Regions from separate parts of the Homo sapiens genome. Here region 1 is linked to region 2. A link is an interaction called in ENCODE POLR2A ChIA-PET data of the cell type or tissue named here. Cell type or tissue: OCI-LY7. All regions are shown on one strand. Each heading gives the region's core, and the rest is flanking DNA. Links, peaks and the distances in the headings are about the cores only. Region 1 overlaps GNA12 (G protein subunit alpha 12). Region 2 overlaps IQCE (IQ motif containing E).

The links. Peaks named below come from ENCODE experiments on the same cell type or tissue, not always from the same donor. Only the 100,000 strongest peaks of a DNase experiment are listed, where the experiment ranks them.
Region 1: POLR2A ChIA-PET joins it to region 2 with 6 read pairs; 3 of 35 experiments call an interaction of 5 or more read pairs at or near these places.

The regions. Positions count from the first base shown.
Region 1 is chr7:2,726,053-2,738,640 of GRCh38, reverse strand. GNA12 (G protein subunit alpha 12) reads left to right here. Exons shown (of 4, transcript NM_007353.3): 3 at 5,140-5,190; 4 at 6,891-10,536. The coding sequence ends at 7,460. It also overlaps a transcript of AMZ1 not described here. Among named protein-coding and RNA genes, the nearest start is that of AMZ1, 44 kb to the right of the region's middle. RefSeq lists an enhancer at 3,915-4,902. In OCI-LY7, for the core only: no CTCF peak of the experiment used is centred there; no DNase peak of the experiment used is centred there.
Region 2 is chr7:2,563,920-2,571,919 of GRCh38, reverse strand. IQCE (IQ motif containing E) reads right to left here. Exons shown (of 22, transcript NM_152558.5): 2 at 4,757-4,804; 3 at 2,921-2,966; 4 at 266-394. Among named protein-coding and RNA genes, the nearest start is that of IQCE, 8.9 kb to the right of the region's middle. RefSeq lists enhancers at 1-268, 3,873-4,474, 4,489-4,658, 4,859-4,908, 4,475-5,077 and 1 more. In OCI-LY7, for the core only: CTCF peaks have their summits at 3,911 and 4,114 (motif pointing left); DNase peaks (open chromatin) are centred at 4,119 and 4,809.

The DNA.
Region 1 (12,588 bases), core at 2,559-10,558, 160 kb before region 2:
ATCCCCCATTCCCTCCCTCCCTAGAAGTCATTTTTATCTGCTGCTGGTGTATCCACGTTTCCTTTTCCAAATATAAGCAAGCAGAATATGGGTTTTAGTCTCCCGCCATTTCTTACATAAAAGGAAGATACTCTGCGTTGTTTCGTGCCTTGTGCTTTTCCTTTGGCAGTGGGTATCGGAAACCTCCTTCCAGCCACGGAGCTCTTCTCCTTCGCCGGTGCGTAGCCCCTGACTGCGTGGAGATCACAGTTTCCTCAAGCAGCTTCTCCTACTAGACGTTTCCTGCAGTGACAGCTTGTGCCTGCGTCACTTTGTATTTCTGCCAGTGAATCTGTTACCTAATTTTTTTTTTTTTTTAGATGGAGCCTCACTCTGTTTTTGTATTTTTAGTACAGACAGGGTTTCACCATGTTGGCCAGGCTTGTCTCGAACTCCTGACCTCAAGTGATTGCCTCGGCCTCCCAACGTGCTGAGGTTACTGTGAGCCACCACGCCTGGTCCTCTTACCTAATATTTGGGGATGATAAATTAGCAACAAACAATTCATAGGTACCCAAATTAAAACTTGAAAAGCTTCCTTTTTCTAATGTATATGAATGTGGTGTTGTATCTCTTTTCCAGAATACTTTCACAGCTGTGGTATCATTTAATCTCACGCCAGCCCTGTGAGATGTCACAGGCGTTCACTGAGCAAAGCCTGAGTTCAAAATGAGGATTTCTTTTGGGGAACTAGATACTGTTTTTAAAAGTATTTTGAAAGATTCTCTGTTGTTTGGCTAGCGTCTCTATTCAGTGGAAATCAAATGCTAACTTTAATATTTATTTATTAAGTAATGAAATTGAAAACCTGGGCCTTTGGCATAGTTTGCTGTTACTTTTCATACACAGCAGTTTTAAAATTTGTCTTTGTAATTTGTCACGTTGAAGTGAGTGAACTAGATTTTGGAATCCTCTAGCTCACCATTAACAAGCCCTGTTTTCGGTCACAGTGTGAATGACCCCGCTTTAGGATTTTAGAGTTAACCTCACTAAGTGCAGAAACTGTAAGACAGGGCCGGGCGCTGTGGCTCACGCCTGTAATCCCAGCACTCTGGGAGGCTGAGGTGGGTGGATTACCTGAGGTCAGGAGTTCGAGACCAGCCTGGTTAACCTGGTGAAACCCCGTCTCTACTAAAAATACAAAAGTTAGCCGGGTGTGGTAGTGCACGCCTGTAGTCCCAACTACTCTGTAGGCTGAGGCAGGAGAATTGCTTGAACCCAGGAGGCAGAGGTTGCAGTGAGCCAAGATCACACCACTGCACTCCAGCCGGGGCGACAGGGCGAGACTCCATCTCAAAAAAAAAAAAAAAAACAAAAAAAAAAAAAACAAAACAAAACTGTGAGATAGCTCCTGAATGGGCAGATAGGGTTTAAAATTAAAAGGCCCTCTGGCCAGGAGCTGGAAGTTGGTGTTTGTTTTCTTTGTAACCACTCTCTGGTCCTTGATCTGTCCCTACTTAGACGCTTACATCTGAGACCAATCCACGGTTACCTTTTCCTCTCACTCCCCAGTGGGACCCACACATGGGCTGTCTTTAATGCACACCCTGTCAGTCTGTGACATTGACAGGCAGGAACTGAACCAAGCATGTGGGTAGAAAGGCTCCAATTAGGAGCAGAGGACAAGAGGGAACCAGAGTCAGCCCCTCATGTACTGATCTCGAGGGTCTGGTCCTGTGCAGGGTTGAATGATCTGAAGCTCTTTTCTCGTGGTCCTAAATTAGCTGAAGGAAGTGCGTGAGGCCAGCAGGGGTCTGTGAAGGGGCAGCTTGCTGTGTGCAGAGACAGAGGTGACGGGCGAGGCTGCTGCAGTGCCTGCCTGACGGTGCTGACGGAGTTCTGAGCGGCAGCAAGCCGAGCGTGTGTCTTTCTCCCACCGGAGGTGTGGGTGACAGGTGCTTCCAGAAACTGCTGAAGGCTGCAGGCCTCTGCAGAAAGGCGGTCTCCTCATGGGCGTGTGTCGGCCTAGGTCCTGCCCAGTGTCACGACATCACATCTGCCCGGCTGTGCCCAATACAGGTGCACAGGCCCCATATCAACCTGCTGCTGCTGCTTGAAACAGACAACCCCTCTTTCACTGCCACCAGCCCCTGCTCAGGTTCATCCCTTCTGTTGCTCGTGAGAGGACAGACACATTCGTGGGACAGTTGAGGCAGGGGACAGGCCCCTGTCAGGTGTGTGCTCAGTGGCCGCTGGCCCCAGCCTAATGAAATTCATTTCATTTAATCCGCAAGTCCAAGTTTGTGTTAATCTTGAGTGGTGTAGGTTTTTCACACCAAGGAGAGTCCCGAGAGCCCACTTTGGATCCACTCGTGTTTCTAGATCGTGTGACCGCAGCAGCCGTTGAGAGGACTCTGGGCTCGTCTTGGCAGGCACAGTGCCTCTTTATAAACCCACCAAGCGGTTAATTTCATGTGGACATCTCAGTTTCTGCCACATGCATTTTCTCTAAAGAAATGACTGAATTCTCTTAGTGTTGAAAATGCATGGGATTGTAAACCTGGCCCTTTTAATGAGCTGCTGCTGTAAGACTTGAGGAGTCCGTCGCAAACGATCGTCCCGTGGGCTGCGTGCCCAATCAGCAGGTGCATTGTCCAGTCTCTGTTGGTGAACCGCAGTGCACCAAACCTCAGGGACAGCAAGAGTGCGGATGTGAGTGACAGCGTTCTGGATCACACAGGGTTGCTCTGTGTCCCCTTCTTCCCTCCCCTCCAGCCCCCATTAGAGAGCTTGTGGCACAGTCCCTGGCACCTTACAGTTCAGTGGCAGCTTTCCCACGGACCCCCTGGGCTGTTTCTCGAGATGAGGCCGCCCTGACATGAAACTAGATTTGACTCCTCTCCTCCGCCACTCATGCAAGATGACCGAGAGTCACAGATAAGTTTTCCTGCATTCCAAGTAGTGATACAAATGCTGTGATGAGTTAAATGAGCCATCCTCATTCAGTCATCGTGGAGAAAGCAGCAGTGAGTGTTTGCTGTGTTGTGAAGTGCAGCTGGGGGACTGATTGCAGACTCGAGGGGTGTTTAGACTCACACCGAGGGAAACGTCCCTCCTGTTTTCTGCTTCCCATCGAGCTTGTCCTGATTGTGCCCTCTGTGGTGCTTTTCCCCTTGCGTCCGTACTATCTGGGCGGAGCACGTGTGTCCAGGGCTTTGTGTCCTGTGGTGATAAGAGCACTGGCTGGGGCATCTGTGCCACTGTGACTCTCCATGCCTGACCCAGCTAGAACCCTGCAGGAGAACTGCCTCTGCTTCCTTCGTGCCTGGTGCCACCACCTGCCTAGAAACGGGCAAGGGTGGCTTGGGCTGTGAGCTGCTGCTACTCTCAGCTCCCTGGGGGAGCCCGTGGCCACAGGAGAGGGAGGGACAGTATGCTGATGCTTCTTGGGCTTGCGTGGCACCTCCCGAGGCCCAGGGGAGGGCAGGAGAGCAGGAGGAGGCAGGAGAGAGAGGCGCTGAGGAAGGAACTTGTCGTAAATCAGGGAGTGAGTGCACCCAACGGCTTCTCCCAGCTGCTTCCTGTCAGGGTGTGGAAGGAGGCATGATGTGCAGAGGACCGGGGGGACTTGGCACAGCCACGGGAAGGCGGCTGCCCCACCGGCCTCACGCTGGCTTCCCACATCACGGGGGCTTGGCGAGGAAGGGAGAGAGCAGGCACGAGAGGTCAGTCGTGCCGGGCCCTTGGGGTACGTTCACCCTGGCACTCCCGATGCCTTCCCTACTGCAGAGCTGGGCCTCTGCCTGGGGCTCTAGAGAGCCGGTGGTCACGAGGTGCACGTGCTCGCCCCGTCCTGCCACAGAGGAGGAGGATGTGTGCTCGCTCAACACAGGCAGTGCTGGGATGGGGAGACGTGTGTTTCTGTCCCCTCAAACAAAACACTCACTTTGAAAACATCCAGAGGCCTTCGTTCTAAAGTAGGAAGGTGGGCTCCTCCCTGAAGGAGCTTCCTCTCTGCTTTCTCCCCTCAGTCTGTCTGGGACAGAGGAGGAAGAGATAGACTGAGCAGGTGCTGGCCGCCTTTCTCCATCCCTTACAACGCCACGAGCTTCAGCGCCATCACGTAGTCCATTCTGATGGCCTTCTCTCCTTAAAATTCTCCTGCGTCAGCTCGCCACATGTGTATGACCTTGCCCCTGTACATTTCCATGAGAACACAGAAAGTGACTGCTCTTCCCACAAGCCCTGATGTCAGGGCAGCCTGGAAGCCTTGACCCCGCCTGCTGGTGTCTGTCTTTAGAGCAGGGTTCAAAGTGGAATCTTATAGAAAGTGGTATAATTGGTTTTTAATACGCTACCTTTGAAGGGACTCATTGCGTGCCTGTTCATATGCGGGCTGCTCTGTGGTCGGTGGTTGCGCTCTCCCGGCTCCTCCCGTGCCCCGTGTGTGCCTCGCATTTGGCGGCTCAGCGCTTCCTGAAACGGGGTCCTGGGTGATTCCGCAGGGCCCTTCGCACTATGGAACACGTCTCAGATTGTATCGATGATTGGTCCAGGCAGGAGAAGACTGGCCATCATTCCACCACAACAATCCAAATGGAAGATTCCCCTGTGTTTGCTACTATAAATCAGGTCATAAAAATGTGGGAAGGAATAATGGACTCTTTCTAGAAACTGGAAGATGTTTTGCTAGATGCTCCTTTTCGTCAGGATGTTTTGTCTTTAAGGACAATGTCTTGGGTCCCTTAGGCCATCTTCGACAGAAGCAAGACTGTACCCAGGAGCCAAAATCTAAAATCCTATTCTAGCCTGTCCTTTGCTGGCCGCATGGCCAGGAGTGGGCCAGCCTTCATGTCTGGAAAGAGAGTCCCCCATCAGAGGGGCCTGCATCGCACCACACACCAAAACCCAGCAGCGAAAATTGAAAAACAGCCAGAATTTGAACCTTGGGGTTGGAGCTAAAGAACCTGCATTAAACATTTTCTTTAATGGTAGTTTTTTTATTTTAGAAAACACACGGACACTCTCTGCCTTTTTCCTTTGCTTTCCCATTCACACGGAGGCGAAATGCCACTGCTCTTACCCTGTTCAGTTCTTGTATTTGCCACATCAGGATTCCTCAGTCCAGACTGAGCTGTGAATATTCTTCCTTCCTGACAGGGGGAGTCGGTGAAGTACTTCCTGGACAACTTGGACCGGATCGGCCAGCTGGTGAGTAAGCACGCCCGCCCGAAGAAGCTGGGCTCCAGGGTTAGAAAACGTGTCCAGAGACCAAAGCAGTCCACGTTGTGAGGACTTTGGCTGGACTGACAGGCCGAGCTTGTTCTGTCACATTACCACGAATAGTACTGTAATGGCACGCTCTCACTTGGATCTGGGCCCCGTCTCAGTGGGGAGGGGAGGAAACTGCCTTTGCCCAGATCACCATAAAGGAGACAGACAGAGGAGTTCATGAGTGAAAGGAGGACTTCCTTTATCTCATGGAAAATTCAAACATACTCAAAAACAAATAGTCTAATGAAACCCCAGGCATGGCAGTTATCACTGATTACCAGTCTTGTTTCAGCAGCCCTCCCCCGGCCTCCGGGAGCAAATGCAGAGAATATTTTAGAGTGTACCTCAAAAAGACAAGACGAAAAATGACAACCGCAGTACCGTATGGCTCCTGAAAAATTGGCAGTAATTCCGTAATGTCAACCTAGTCAGTTTAGAGATTTTCCCTGTTGTCTCATTAATGTTTTCATGTTGATTTTGCTTTGTTTTAGCAGAGTTTGAATCAACAACCTAATAAGGTCATGCATTGCCATTGGTCAGGATCACTTAAGTGTTAATCTGTATGTCTCTCCTTTTTTTCTTTCAACTTGTTTATTGGAGTAACTGGATTATTTATCCTGTAGGGTTTCTTACCATGTGGACTTTGCTCTTCCACCCCTGCAGTGTTATTGAAGATGTTTCTCTGTCCCCTGCACACCCCGTGGGTGGTAGTCAGACCTCTAGATCGAGGCATGATCATGTCCGTGTTTGGTGTTTTGGCAAGAAGCTGCCTGAGTGGTGTGTGCACTCATCACGGGAGGTGTTTTGTTGGTTTTTTGTTCTGTTTTGTTTTTCGATTTTTTGAGACAGGGTCTCACTCTGTCACCCAGGCTGGAGTACAGTGGCACGATCGTAACTCATTGTAGCCTCAACCTCCTAGGTTCAAATGATCCTCCTGTCTCGGCCTCCCAAGTAGCTGGGACTATAGCATGAGGCACCACGCCCAGCTAATGTTTTTACTTCTTGTAAATATGGGGTTTTACTATGTTGCCCAGGCTGTTCTTGAACTTCTGGGCTCAAGGTATTCCTCCCACTTCCCAAAGCACCAGGATTATAGGTGTGAGCCACCGTGCCTGGCCTGGAGGATTATTAATAGTGCAAAGTCAAAGTGAGTGAAGAGTATGCTTGCCTGTGTGTCGCTAAAGACTTAAAGAATTGTCTAAGAATAACATTAAATGTATTGCAGATTGAATTTACATCACATTCAAAACCTAAATTAATTCACAGTAAGGTTTTGGAAGCTATAAGCTTTAGGAGTTAGAAAAATAAAAAGGTATCTCTGGTATGGAAACAAAAAAGATGGTAAATTTCCTCTGGAGAAGAAAATGGATGTGGTTTTGCGCTGGGCCTGCCCACGAGTGTTCTGAGCATTCGTCCTCAGACTGGTGAGCCTCCGTTCGTTTTGAAATGAAGTATTTGATTCTTTCTGTTTCACGGCCAGTTGATAATGTTATAAATGAAATTTGCTTTTGGTTTCTGGTTCAACCTGTTGCAAAAGTCAGTCTCTTTCCTTCTTATCTTTTTGCCATCTTTTTGTTTCTATTTTCTCTGTTCTTTCTTCCTCCCCCTAAATTTCTGCCTCATCCTGTATTTTACAGAATTACTTTCCTAGTAAGCAAGATATCCTGCTGGCTAGGAAAGCCACCAAGGGAATTGTGGAGCATGACTTCGTTATTAAGAAGATCCCCTTTAAGATGGTGGATGTGGGCGGCCAGCGGTCCCAGCGCCAGAAGTGGTTCCAGTGCTTCGACGGGATCACGTCCATCCTGTTCATGGTCTCCTCCAGCGAGTACGACCAGGTCCTCATGGAGGACAGGCGCACCAACCGGCTGGTGGAGTCCATGAACATCTTCGAGACCATCGTCAACAACAAGCTCTTCTTCAACGTCTCCATCATTCTCTTCCTCAACAAGATGGACCTCCTGGTGGAGAAGGTGAAGACCGTGAGCATCAAGAAGCACTTCCCGGACTTCAGGGGCGACCCGCACAGGCTGGAGGACGTCCAGCGCTACCTGGTCCAGTGCTTCGACAGGAAGAGACGGAACCGCAGCAAGCCACTCTTCCACCACTTCACCACCGCCATCGACACCGAGAACGTCCGCTTCGTGTTCCATGCTGTGAAAGACACCATCCTGCAGGAGAACCTGAAGGACATCATGCTGCAGTGAGCGAGGAAGCCCCGGGGTTTGTCGTCGTTGAGCAGCCCCCACGGCTGTCGGTCAGACTCTTGGGTGTGTGTTGTCTGTGTGGTCCTTGAGTGGGTTTCTCGGATCCGTGCCCTGGAATACCTGGCTCAGGAATGCTGTCAGACCAGCCAGCCAGCGAGCTCTAGGCAAAAGGACATGGAAACTGTCACGTTAGCTACTGAATCCTGGGGGCGAGTGAAACTACTGAAAATCCGAGTGATGATGTTGTGAATACGGAACACCTAATCACACAGCTTGCTTTGCTTTTACAGAAACGTTCCTCTTTTTCTGACGCAGTTTAATTGAGGACCGTGTTGTGTGTGTATGTGTGTACACACGCTCTGTCTTTAATGACAGAAACACAAAAACCAGCTGGCCTTGCAGACGGCTTTTCTAACTCACAAGTCTTCCCTGAGACAGACTAACCTGAAAGCTTTGCCTAACAGTAGCTTGTAGAGATCCAGTGCACGCCGATGCTGCTAAACTCAGTGCCTGAGCCCGGCCCTGCAGCCCCAGCCGCAGTGTCTGAAGGCCACCTCCCAAAGGGAGCACGTTGCCTTTTCAAACTCCCGTGCCGATTTCCTAAGAGCCCCTAGTCCAAGCCTCTCAGATGAAGCTGAGGAGCCGTGCCTAGGATCCCTTCCCAGCTCTGAGGACGGGCTGCAGAGCTCTGCAGGTGTGGATTCACCTTACGCCCCTACAGCAGGCTCAGCCCTTCCCACCCTGCCCCATGCCCAGCAGCACAACACGGAGTGAGACAGGATGCCCACGGTGACTGCCGCTCCGTCCGTGCACACACAGCGGTGCTCTTCTCCCCTTAGCCACCCACTGCCCAACCCAACGGCAAAGACACAGAAACCAGGTCCCCTTGCAGACGGCTCTCCCATCTTCCTGCAAGTCATCTGCTCACACACAGTTGGCAGCACATAGCGTTTCCTTCTTTCAGAAACATTCCTCTTCTGGGGCTTCAGAAAGCTGGCAAGGCCACTAGCAGAGCTTTTGTTAATGCCCCAGCTGCTTGGCGAGCTAACAGCTGACCTTTCGGGAAGCCCACAGACGCTGGAGGAATCTTGAGTTTCTCCAAACTGCCGCTCCACCAGTGCCTTTGGACAGCCGTGCCTGTTCGCCGCTCTCCCTAAGTCTGATTCTCATCGAGGCCCCTCGCTTCTATGACTGTGCTTGCAGAAGAGTAAACACTCTCGGATGCCGCTGTCCTGGGGGAGCCCGCGGGAGCCTGTGAATGTTGATACGAGCTGGCCAGTCCTGGGCCCAGCTCACTTGTCCAGCTACCTGCCAGGTGGCTTTCACTGTGTTTAAAATACATTGCATTCCAAGCTGGTCCCCTCTGTGTATCACTCTACTGAGAAATCCTGCCTAGTGTGTTTTGGGATGTGTCCTAGCATTTACAAGAAAATGAAAAGCGTCCTCTTAATTGGCACCCGAATGTTGCTGTGGCTCAGTCACATATCCCAGGGCCCTCGTCCCGAGGCCGTGCTGCCCCGAGCCCCGAGCCCCTCTGCAGCTCACCCTTGGCTTGTTTTCCGCAAACCCGGTAAACGCAAGCCCTTGGGGCAGATGCAGAAGCAGAAGAGGGAGGGGAAACCTGCCTCTGGGTCACCCTGTTAGCACAGCGTTCTCATCGGGAGACAGCATGGAACTCTCTCTCGCAGTGCTCGAGGCTGTGTGTCAGTGTTTGCTGGGCTTGTGGCTCCTTTTTTGGCTGGATAAAGAAGTCGCTGTTTTTGTACTGCTTCTGTGGCTCTTCACAGACCTCACGGATGTGACCGGAGATGAGTGCCGATGACCACGTTTTAAAGGAGAAAGAGAGCTCCTGGTGGGGCCCTCGGGGTGGTCTCAGGTCCCATTTGCAGTCTGCAACAGTGACGCGCAGCCCGGTCCGGAGCGTGGTGAGCTTTGTTTGCCTTCTGGGTCAGCTTTCGCTGTGTCTCCTGTGTGTGTTAGAATCCAGAGCCCAGAGGAAGTGCAAGCGGGTCCTCCGCCAACGGGGAGAGCCTCTTCGCGGCGCTGTTGGCGACAGCAGCGCTGTGATTCGCGTAGCAGGGGAGTTGTTTGAAACACCTTCCTGAGTAGTCCGGCCTTGTCAATGAGTGCTTGTTTTCCTTTAAACAGTCTGACATATTTACTCGTCACTTTCAAACCAGAAGCATGAGAGGAAGGAGATATTGTGGGGTCCGTTTAACTCGATAGAAAGCGCAGGGGGATGGCCCCCGGCGCGGGCTCTTGACCCGCTCAGCGCTGACCCCACCGCCCTGGCCGAGGCACTTGGCCTTGCTGAGCTGGACTTCCTCCTCCTCCTCCTCATGACCGGGGTGAATTAGAACGTTTTTAAAGACACCCCCTTCCAAATTCTGTAACACATTGTAATTGGAGAAGAAGGAAACTCTGCAAGGCTAAACTGTCATTCACAACTTGGCTACACATAGACTCTAGTCAGTTTTGTCTCCAGAACCTTAGGCTTTTGTATTTTTTAATTTTAATTTCACTGTTAATCCTTATTGTCTTTTTTATTAAGATGTTGGAAAAGCAGGAGGTAGTTGTGCCTCAATTATTGCAAAAATGTAACAATAAAGTTCCTCAAAATAAGATCTGTTCCTCATAGCTATACTGTGTACACATAAGACGCATATAGGGTTTTACTGAAATCTATTTTTAACTCTTATGTTCGTAGAGAAATTGTTTCAAGGATTTTGAGTCATAGGTCTGTAATTTATAGAGATCTCTAGAATTCTTATTGTAATTTTCCTACTTCTTTGATAAAAGAAAAATAAGTCAGATTGTTAACTCCAAGATTGAAAAAAAAAACTCTTGAAAGAAGATTATTAGTTGTAACTAATTTAGGGGTTCTGGGCACAGACATCTAACCTGGTATTGTAAGGCAGAGGCTCCCATTGGAATGGTAGTGGTCCGGGTCAGTTGTTCATGGTGTAAGCTTTGCACAGTGTATTAACATTGGGAGGGTCTGGCTTGAAAATTTGGCCACCCTCAGCCTCTGAATGTTTATTAAAATAAATTTAGTCTTTCTTTGCTTAATATAAAATAGTGCCAGTATTCAAAACCAACACTAAATTGATTTTTCATTCCCCAGGATTCACAGCAGATCACTCTCATCCTAATTTTTTTTTTTTTTTTTTTTTTGAGACAGAGTCTCCCTCCACCTCGTGGGTTCAAACGATTCTTCAGCCTCAGCCTCTCAAGTAGCTGGGTCTACAGGCGCCCGCCACCACACCCAGCTAATTTTTTGTATTTTTAGTAGAGACAGGGTTTCACCATGTTGGCCAGGGTGGTCTCTATCTCCTGACCTCGTGATCGGCCCACCTCAGCCTCCCACAGCCTCCCACAGTGCTGGGATTACAGGCATGAGCCACCACACCCAGCTCTAATCCTAATGTTATTTGAAGGTGGTTTATTATTTATTCATCACAGTTTTTATTTCCACATACCAAACAAAGCCTGGCATGTAGGAGAACCATTGTAAATAATACAGGTGTGGCTCACACCTATAATCCCAGCACTTTGGGAGGCCAAGGTGGGAGAATTGCTTGAGTGCAGGAGTTTGAGACCAACCCAGGCCACAAGAGACCCCATCTTTACGGATAGAATCAGCTGGGCATGGTGGTGCATGCTTGTAGTGCCAGCTACTTGGGAGGCTGAGGCAGAAGGATCGTTTGAGCCCAGGAGCTTGAGGCTACAGCGAGCTGCGATCGCACTCTGCACTCCACCCTGGGCAAGAGCAAAGACCCCATCTTAAAAATAAATGAAGATGGCCGGGCGCAGTGGCTCATGCCTGTAATCCCAGCACTTTGAGAGTCCGAGGCGAGCGGATCACAAGGTCAAGAGATCGAGACCATCCTGGCCAACATGGTGAAACCCCAACTCTACTAAAAATACAAAAATTAGCTGGGTGTGGTGGTGGGCGCCTGTAATCCTAGCTACTCGGAAAGCAGAGGCAGGAGAATCGCTTGAACCCGGTAGGCAGAGGTTGCAGTGAGCCGAGATCATGCCACTGCACTCCAGCCTGGTGACAGAGTGGGACTCTGTCTCCAAAAAAGTAAATAAATAAAGTTGTGTTCCAGAGGCTTTTATTCAAAACACTTTTTATTTTTAAAGCATGGCATGGCAGCATATACACCTAAACACATGCATGTGAGCATGAGAGGCCTCGCTCTCCAAGATCAGAAGCTGGGAGGGGAAGGACCTTGACGTGCTCTGGAGACCAGCGGTGCCCATGGGGATGGCAGGTGGAGGTTCTGTCCTCACAACCCCTGGGGTTATCGTTCCAGCCAGAAAGCGAAGAGACCACTCACAGGAAGCAAGGGCACCGTCCGGTCCTCGGCGTGGTGTGACCAGAGCTCTCATGCTCAGGCCTCCACCATAACTTGCTCTTCGGCATCACGGGGCATCTCTCTTCTTGCCCAAACAAGCAGCTTTCTGGAAAGAGGAGTGGGGATGCCACTTAGCACCATTAGCCCATGTGTGGCTGGTGGGGGCTTGAACTGACCACAAGTGGGAAAGGCAGAGAGTGCGCCAGAAAAACACCTGCCCTGAGCACACAGTGTGCTCCGACTGTAGGCTGAGCTCTGGGAGCCTGGATGTCCTCACGTCTCCATGCTGGATGATGTAGTGGCTCTCTGCCCTGGGGACACAGTCGAATCACCTGAGGAGCTCTCACCCGGGCAGTGTGCTGAGCCGCCAGGCCTGAGACACCAACTCATACAGGTTTCTCCATGTCCCAGGCGGTTCTGATGTCAGCCAGGGTTGACAGTCACTGAAGAGGCAAGCTGGGAGGTTCCTTCCAGGTTTGGGGACATCCATGTTTAATGTGGTGAGGATTGTATTTCACCGTGTAACGTGCCACCAAGGTCTTCTCACTGTGGCCAGCAACCTGCCTCGAGAATTGCGGGGATGGTGGGTTTTCTTTGGTGATTTAAGGGCAGAGATGAAATCCTTGCTAATCTTTCCTCACGCACATGCAGCCTTTCCAAATCTGGTAGTGCCATTTCTCTGTAAGGTGCATCACATGTGCTTAGCAGTCTCTTTCCGAAATGATTGCTTGAAATTCAGGAGGCTTTGCTTTGAAGAGGACAGGCCA
Region 2 (8,000 bases), core at 1-8,000:
AAGACTATAACAGTTGGCTCTGGCAAGACAACTCACCACTCCCATGTAGAGACCACACGGGACCAAGGGAGGCTAAAGCGCCACTTGGCGAAACCACATTTATGCATGACATAAAACTACGATGTGTATATTTGATGTCTTCGAGAAAACTAAAGACAATGTAATTCAAACAAGGAATATTAAAAACTCCATCTCAAACCACTCCCTGAAATTTCTCGAACTCTTCTCTCAAGCAGGAAGGGTCTCCAGTGCGACAACCACATACCTGGCTTTGCGGTTCCCAGCCACAGCTTCTGCGGGGTCAGGGACGCTCGGCCGCCCAGAGGCATGCTCCCTGCCGTCCTGAGGGACCTCCAGGAGGCCACTTTTCTCGGCTTAGAGAGATAAGGTGACTCTGGAAAAGCCAACACGTGGATTCAGAGGTGCCGGACAGCAACATGTGAGCTCAACACATGAACTTCAGAAAGACAGAAATAGGAAAACAAAATCCACGAGCGTGGTGACTCTAGTCAAACATTCTGGCAAAAATGAAAAAAGAGTTACTTTACCTATATACTGACATTTCTCCTTTAACTTTTATTATAAAGAAATAGCATAATGAGGCCAGGCATGGTGGCTCATGCCTATAATACCAATACCTTGGGAGGCTAAGGCAGGAGAATCGCTTGAGGCCAGGAATTCAAGACCAGCCTGGGCAATACAACAAGACCCTGTCTCTATAAAAAATCTAAAAATTAGCTGGGTGTGGTGGCTCACACCTGTGGTCCCAGCTACTCAAGGGGGCTGAGGCAGGAGGATCTCTTGAGCCCAGGAGGTCGAGGCTACAGTGAGCTATGATCATGCCACTGCATTCCAGCCTGGGTAACAGGCTTTTCTTAAGAAAAGAAAAGAAAAGAATGGGAAGAATATAATGGGAAATATATGAATTCTACCAACATTTATTATAGCATTTAATTTCTCACCCCCAATTTTGAGAGATGTGCGTGTTCTTACACACTCACAGCCACAGTGAACACATCGTTTTGTGCCTTTTTAACATGTCACATTTTTAATGTCACTACATAGTGACAGAGCAATATTTAGAACTTAATATGTAAAATATCTAAAATAAATGAGAAAAATCTTACTGTTTCAGGGCATTCTTGATTTTGTATGAAAGTAAGGGAAATGTTTTAAAATTCTTTATCTGAGATTTTCCCTCTTTAAGTATAAAAAAGATAATAAACGTATGCAAAAACTAAGGCACTCTTAAAACATTCTTATATATCTTAAATTGCAAAATGTATGTCAGTAGGGTCTGAAAATTTAAGTCTAATATGTTCAAAATGTTTAAGTTTCTAAGTTTTTCCCGCGGTTTCACAATTTATGTGAAATTCGCCACCGTAACTGTGAATGAGGGAATAAAGACGCAGGGACCCTGCTGCATCTTCACTTACCCGGGACCACAGAACCTGGCCTCCCAGATAGTCTCAAATTCTTCCAAAACGTAAAGATTTAAGTTGTCATTTATACAAGTAAATGAGTGAGCAGAAAAAAGCCCTACACATTACATTTCCCTCCTAAGAGTGTGTGGGCTTATCGGCGAGTAGGAAGGGTTCCTCAGGAAAGCATGAAAGCGGGGATAAAAGCGGGGAGGGAAGAAGAGAGGACGGAGACAGGGTGGTGGAGAGATGCCAGCGTTTGATACTGCCCGGAAAACGACAAACTCGGAAAGCAGGAAAACATCATCGCCTGCCTCGCCCTCCTGGCAGAGTGACCAGGACGATGAAAAGCCTCGGAACGTGGTGGGAGCTGCAAACCTACAAGCAGGTTGACCAGGCCTTGGAGAAAAACACTTGCTGAGTGAACAGGACAGACATGGTCCCTACACTCACGAAACTAGAAACCCGGAGAAAAACAGGTCCCGAGTGTGAGTCAGGAGGCACCCCCGGTCCTGGCCTTTTACTTTATATCAATTCTCAATTTTCTCCATGGAAGGAGAGAAAGGACATCAAAAATCCAAATTGCTAGGTGATTTCCTTCTAGTGTTTATATTGATTTGTAACATATAACATGCATTCTTTTCTGTGCAGGGATTTACCTAATTATGTTTTCCTTGGGCTAGTAGCAAAGTTTGTTTATATTCTCTGAGTGCGTCATATACTTGACTGAACCTTTGAAATATATGATACGCGTATATAAAATAGACACACATCTACAGATGGCACAGCCAGGGAAGGCCACAGGCTTTGGGGTAGCACAGGATGCCGGCCTAGGATTTACAGGGTCACGAACACATTCGTACGCACAAGGTCGGCACACGGGCTGCTGTACACGAGAGCGGCATTAGAGACAGAGGGGCCTCGGGGCCACCTGGACTAACCCCACCTCCGCGGCACCCTCCTGGACAAGCAGGGTGGCAAATGCTGCCCTCCTCCTGCTGAGGGTGAGGAAGAATAGAACCCTGGCAGCAAAACAAGCCCAGGATGATCCAAAGGGGAAAAAGGTGAACTTGCCACCCGTCCCACCAACTACACCTTCTCAGTAACTTCGACTCTCAGGAACAAATCCCAGGTCAAAAATCCTTTAACTCTGGCAGCATTCAGAAGAGGTAAGCCTTTGAGAAAGCAAGAAAAAGAAAACAAAAGGCCTAGAGGCACTGTCGGGGGAGACTGGGGAGTTGGTGGCAGCCTCAGCCCTGAGAAAGGGCTCGTCACTCTGGCACCAACAGGGACTCCACGTGCTCCTGAGACCCCAGCATGAACCCCAACATGAAAGGGGGAGACTCCAGCGCGAACTGGGAGACCCCAGTGGGAATGGGGCCAACTGGCTGAGGCGTCAGGTCTCAGCTACCTAAATGTACAAAGCAAATACCCTTCATTCTCTCCAGGACACCAGGGAACGTCGGCGTGAGAGGGAAGGCAGGCCTCGTCATACTTACTTGGCGATGTGGGTGGAGGTTTGTGGAAAGCTTTCCTTTTTGCTTTCTGAAAGAAAGAAGAAATGGCATAAGGCTTGCTGAGCTCCCACAGTGGTGCATCACAAGACCCTACCATGTTCAGAAAGGGTCAGGGGTCGTGTAAGAGCAGCAAGAGGACGTGAGCTTACGGGGACGTAAGGAGGGTCCAGGAACAGGACACGCAGGGCCCGATGCAGACCCCACAAAAATGCACTCACGTCAGTGCTCAGGGCTGGGCTCTCAGAGCACAAGTTCCAATTACAGAAAACCATCGGGCCCGGGCTCCTGACGTTCAGACTGAGGGTCCCACACAAATGGCGGATCTGCCCCCACCCAAACCGCCCGCACAGCCAGCCTGGGAGCCCAGCGCACCTCTGTCCACTCAGGTGGAGGTGGTCAGATGAATCCCTGCACATAAGTCAACTGCAAAGCCCACTATGGAAGAAAGCCGAGCAAAGGGAGACCCTGTCTGGAAGGTGGTCTCCTGTGACAACCACGATGCCAAACACCCAATGGGGTCCAGATCTCACAGAACGGGGTCCAGATCTGGTTCCACTGCTTACTACGGGGTGAGTGTCCCATATCCGAGATGCCTGGGACCAAGAGTGTTTCTGATTTGGGAATATTTGCATCCATATAATGAGGTATCTTGGGGATGGGACCCAAGTCTAAACACAAAATTCATTTATGTTTCATATATACATTATACCCATAGTGCAATGGTAATTTTATATTGTGTTTTTAATAACTTTGTGCATGAAACAAAGCTTGTGTGAAGTACTTAAGGGTGGAATTTCCCACTTGTGGCCTCATGAGGGTGCTCAAAAAGTTTCCATTTTTGGAGCATTTTGGATTTTGCATTAGAGACACACAACCCGTCGTGCCGTGGCCTGGGGAAGATGCTGCCATGCTTCCAACCTTAACTTCCTCATCACCTTGCACTAGACCGAGCAGATAAGGCTACCGCGGCCAGGTCTCCTCACTTCCCCTCCAGCAGAAACATTGAGCCCCAAGTTCTGCGCGGGGGGAATTTTCCCTGGGGCTTGGTTTGGATCCCTCCTCCTCCGGGGAACATCAGAGGAGCATCCCCTGCCCTCTGTGACATGGAGGGAAAATCCTTAACTTTGCGAACAGAGGTCCCTGGAGGGAGACAGTGGAGCTGAGGCTCCCCCTTGAGTCCACAGAGCAAACGTGGAATTGAGATCTGCTGGTGCCGGGTTCGTTCTGCTGGCTGCAGGTTTGCTAGATCTGCGTCTCCAGTAAGAAAAGCTTTTTTCGCTCATACACGAGAAGAGCAATTGGCACACTTCCTTTTCTACCCAGCACAGCTTGCCAAACAAACCCAAAGCCCAGTCCGGGGCCATAGTGTGCCACTGGGCCATCGGACACCACTCCTGCCCCTCTCCTTTCCGGGCTGGGAGGCCAGGCAGCAGTTCAGCTTGGGATGGCGGCTGCCCAGGTCTGCTTTCTCCCATCGGGTCCTTCCGACGGCATTAGCAGGGGCTCTCCTCCTCCCCTCAAGTGTCAGGATGAGGGCGTGGGGTGCAGGGCAAAACCAGCTGCAGGCCAGGGACTAGCAATCTGTCTCACATGAGCCCTGCTCAGGATTCACGTCCAGATAAAAGTTTTAAAGTTATCACCACAGGTATTTAAACCTAAGGGCTGGAAACTTTTCAAACACCAAGGAGCATTCGGAATATGCATTCCAGCTCTCGACACAGTATTGTGGAGAACGGCCTATTTTACGCTTCCGAGTGCAGTCTGCAAGGGCAGCGCAACCAGCCCGAGGTCGCACGGCTGACACCCAGCGGCACTCACCGTCTCCACATCAGAGTCAAAGGTGACTGCAGACAGACTGTCATCTCCCTGGAGGAAGAGAGGCAAACACTGTAACTCGACGGCACCTGCTGGGCTTCCGACCATCACGTTTACAAAAGCGAAAACAGCCCGTCCACAGCTGCTGAAACAGAAACTCCAGAAATCCAGCTCTGAGGCCACTCAGAACACTCCAGCTGGGCAGCAGCCAGTTCCTCAGTCTCATCAGAAGGAATGGGTGGGTGGGGGGAACAAAACACAAAACGCCGCCCAGCAGGCGTGCAAATGTCTGCAAATCTAGTAACACTATTTCCCACAGAATTGTGTCTTGACAAAGAAAAACAAAACCAGTTCTTGCTGAAAGCATTTCATTTTTACATAAATGTTCTCACTCTTATTCATCTTTACATCAAAGCACAACGAATCTGTGACTGTCTCCTGGTAAGAACGGGTGAGAGTCATCTTTTAAAAAGCAAACTCGGCCTGGGCAACATGGTGAGACACTGTCTCTACAAAAAAAATCTTAAAAATTTAAAAAATAAGCCAGGCTGTGGTTGCACACACCTGTAGTCCCAGCTACTCGGGAGGCTAAGGTGGGAGGATCGCTTGAGCCTAGGAGGTCGAGGCTGCAGTGAGTCATAATCATGCCACTGCACTCCAGCCTGGGCAACAGAGCAAGACCCCAGCTGGGAAAAAAAAAAAAAAAAAAAACGAAAACCAACAAAAACCAAAACATATGCATTACAATGAGAAGGCATTTGGGCCTATAAAGGTTCTTGCCTTCTTATTCCAGTGACTTTGTCCTGGTCCAGGGAATGAAATAAGACTTGTACTGTCTGATTTCAGCACGAGGATGGCCAAAAAAAAAAAAAAAGGAAGCTTTTTGAAGACAAAAGTGTTTCTGTATTAACTCATTCACTCAAATTGAAATCCAAAAAGAGAAGCATAAAATGTTTAAAGTCCCTCGGAAGATCATATTGGTGCTTTCCAATGCGGACACTGGAAGTTAGAGCTGAATGCCCCATTATGAGCCAATAGTTCTACAGCTTGGGGTGGAGGTGATGACATTTGTGCTACCTGTCCCTGGTATAGCTGAGTCCACGCAGTATCATAATGGGATGCTACTGCGTTCTGAAAAGCAAACTTATTTTCTACAAGGCTAATAGTACATGAAGTGCCAATTTTGCTAGCAGTGTGAAACTGTATTAGAAATGCCTGGCTGCATGATAACATGGATAAGGTGCAACTAGACAGGCCAGGACACAAGTGCAATGTGACTGCATTTCGAGGGGCAAAGGAAAGACGGTGCATTCCAAATAAATGGAGCGTTTAAAAAAATCAGCCATTGACTGAAATTTTTTATATCATTTTTTATATCACCTATTTAAGGTGACCTTTTAAGACATAAACAGCATATGACAATTATAGAGAGAAGTTTTCCTTTTAGCAAAGTGTATTGAAATTATGCACAAAATTGAGGAAGGGCAGGCCGGGAACTGGACACACAGGTTAGCGGGGGATCAGAAAAGCCAAGTCAGCCCTGGGCATCACAAGGACGTGCCTGCAGAGAACAGAGGGGAAACTGCTGAAAACTGTCTAGAAAAGCAGCAGCAACTTTCTCTGTAAACATCTGTCATTATTCCTTGCTGTGAATAAAATCTTGAAGACTTTTTGAATGACCTGAAATTCAACAAAGGAATGAGATTTTATGTGTAGTAAACAAAATGCATTGATCTCACCCACAACGGCTGCCCTCTCCACCACTCCCTTCCAGCCGTGCTGCCTCCAGCCTGCCGGTCATAGTGCAGGGAAGAGGTGAAACGCAGTCAGGACCGGAAATCACACAACAGCCCAAGGATCCATGACACCAGTCAGCAGAATACAATCATACACAGCGCACACACACACACGCATGCACACACACACACGCACACACACTCATGCACGCACCTAAAATCACACAACAGTCCAAGGATCCATGACTGCAGTCAGCAGAATACAACCATACACAGCACACACACACACACACACACTCACACACATGCACACATGCACTCACACACACACACGCACACACACGCACACATGCACTCACACAAAATGGCCAATCTGTTCCGCCTCCTTCAAGCACTATCTGAGGTTGCCACTTATTTCCACAGTAGGTTAAGCTCAATCAGCCTGTGTCAGGGTGGTTGTAACAGAAGAAATGGGGTGGTTTCACACTGAAATTAACTGTCTCAGTTTGGGAGGCTGGAAGTCCAGAATCAAGGTGTTGGCAGGGCCAGGCTCCTAACAGACAGGAGAGCGAGGCAGAAGATCAACGAGGAGTTAGAAAAACTTGATCAGCAGACACTAAAAACCTAACAGACATTTACAGAACACCCCACTCAACAACAGCACAATACACATTCTACTCAAGTGTACATTAAACATAAACCAGACCATAGGCCACAAAAAAGCCTCAATGAATTAAAAGAGAAAATCATTCAAAGTATATTCTTCTACAACAAGGAAAACTAGAAATCAACAAAAGAAAGGAATTCACAAATGTATAGATTTTTTTTTTTTTGAGACAGAATCTCGCCTTGTCGCCCAGGCTGGAGTGCAGTGACACAATCTCGGCTCACTGCCACCTCCACCTCCCGGGTACAAGCGATTCTCCTGCCTCAGCCTCCTGAGTAGCTGGGATTACAGGTGCCGCCACCACGCCCGGATAATTGTTGTATTTTTAGTAGAAATGGGGTTATATTCACTATGTTGGCCAGGCTGGTCTCAAACTCCTGACCTCAGGTGATCCACCCGCCTCAGCCTCCCAAAGTGCTGGGGCTATAGGTGTGAGTCACTGTGCCTGGCCTGGATATTAAACAACAAATTCCTAAATAATCAATGGGTCTAAGACGAAATCACAAGGGAAATTTAAAAATATCTTAGATGAGTGAAATTTTTTGTTTTTTTGAGGTGGAGTCTTGCTCTGTTGCCCAGGCTGGGGTGCAATAGCATGATCTTGGCTCACCACAACCTCCGCCTCCCAGCTTAAAGCAATTCTCCTGCCTCAGCCTCCTCAGTAGCTGGGACTACAGGTGTGCACCACCATGTCAGGCTAATTTTTTTTTGTATTTTTAGTGGAGACAGGGTTTCACTATGTTGGCCAGGCTGGTCTTGAACTCCTGACCTCATGATCCGCCCACCTCAGCCTCCCAAAGTGCTGGGATTACAGGCGTGAACCACTGTGCCCGGCTGATGAGTG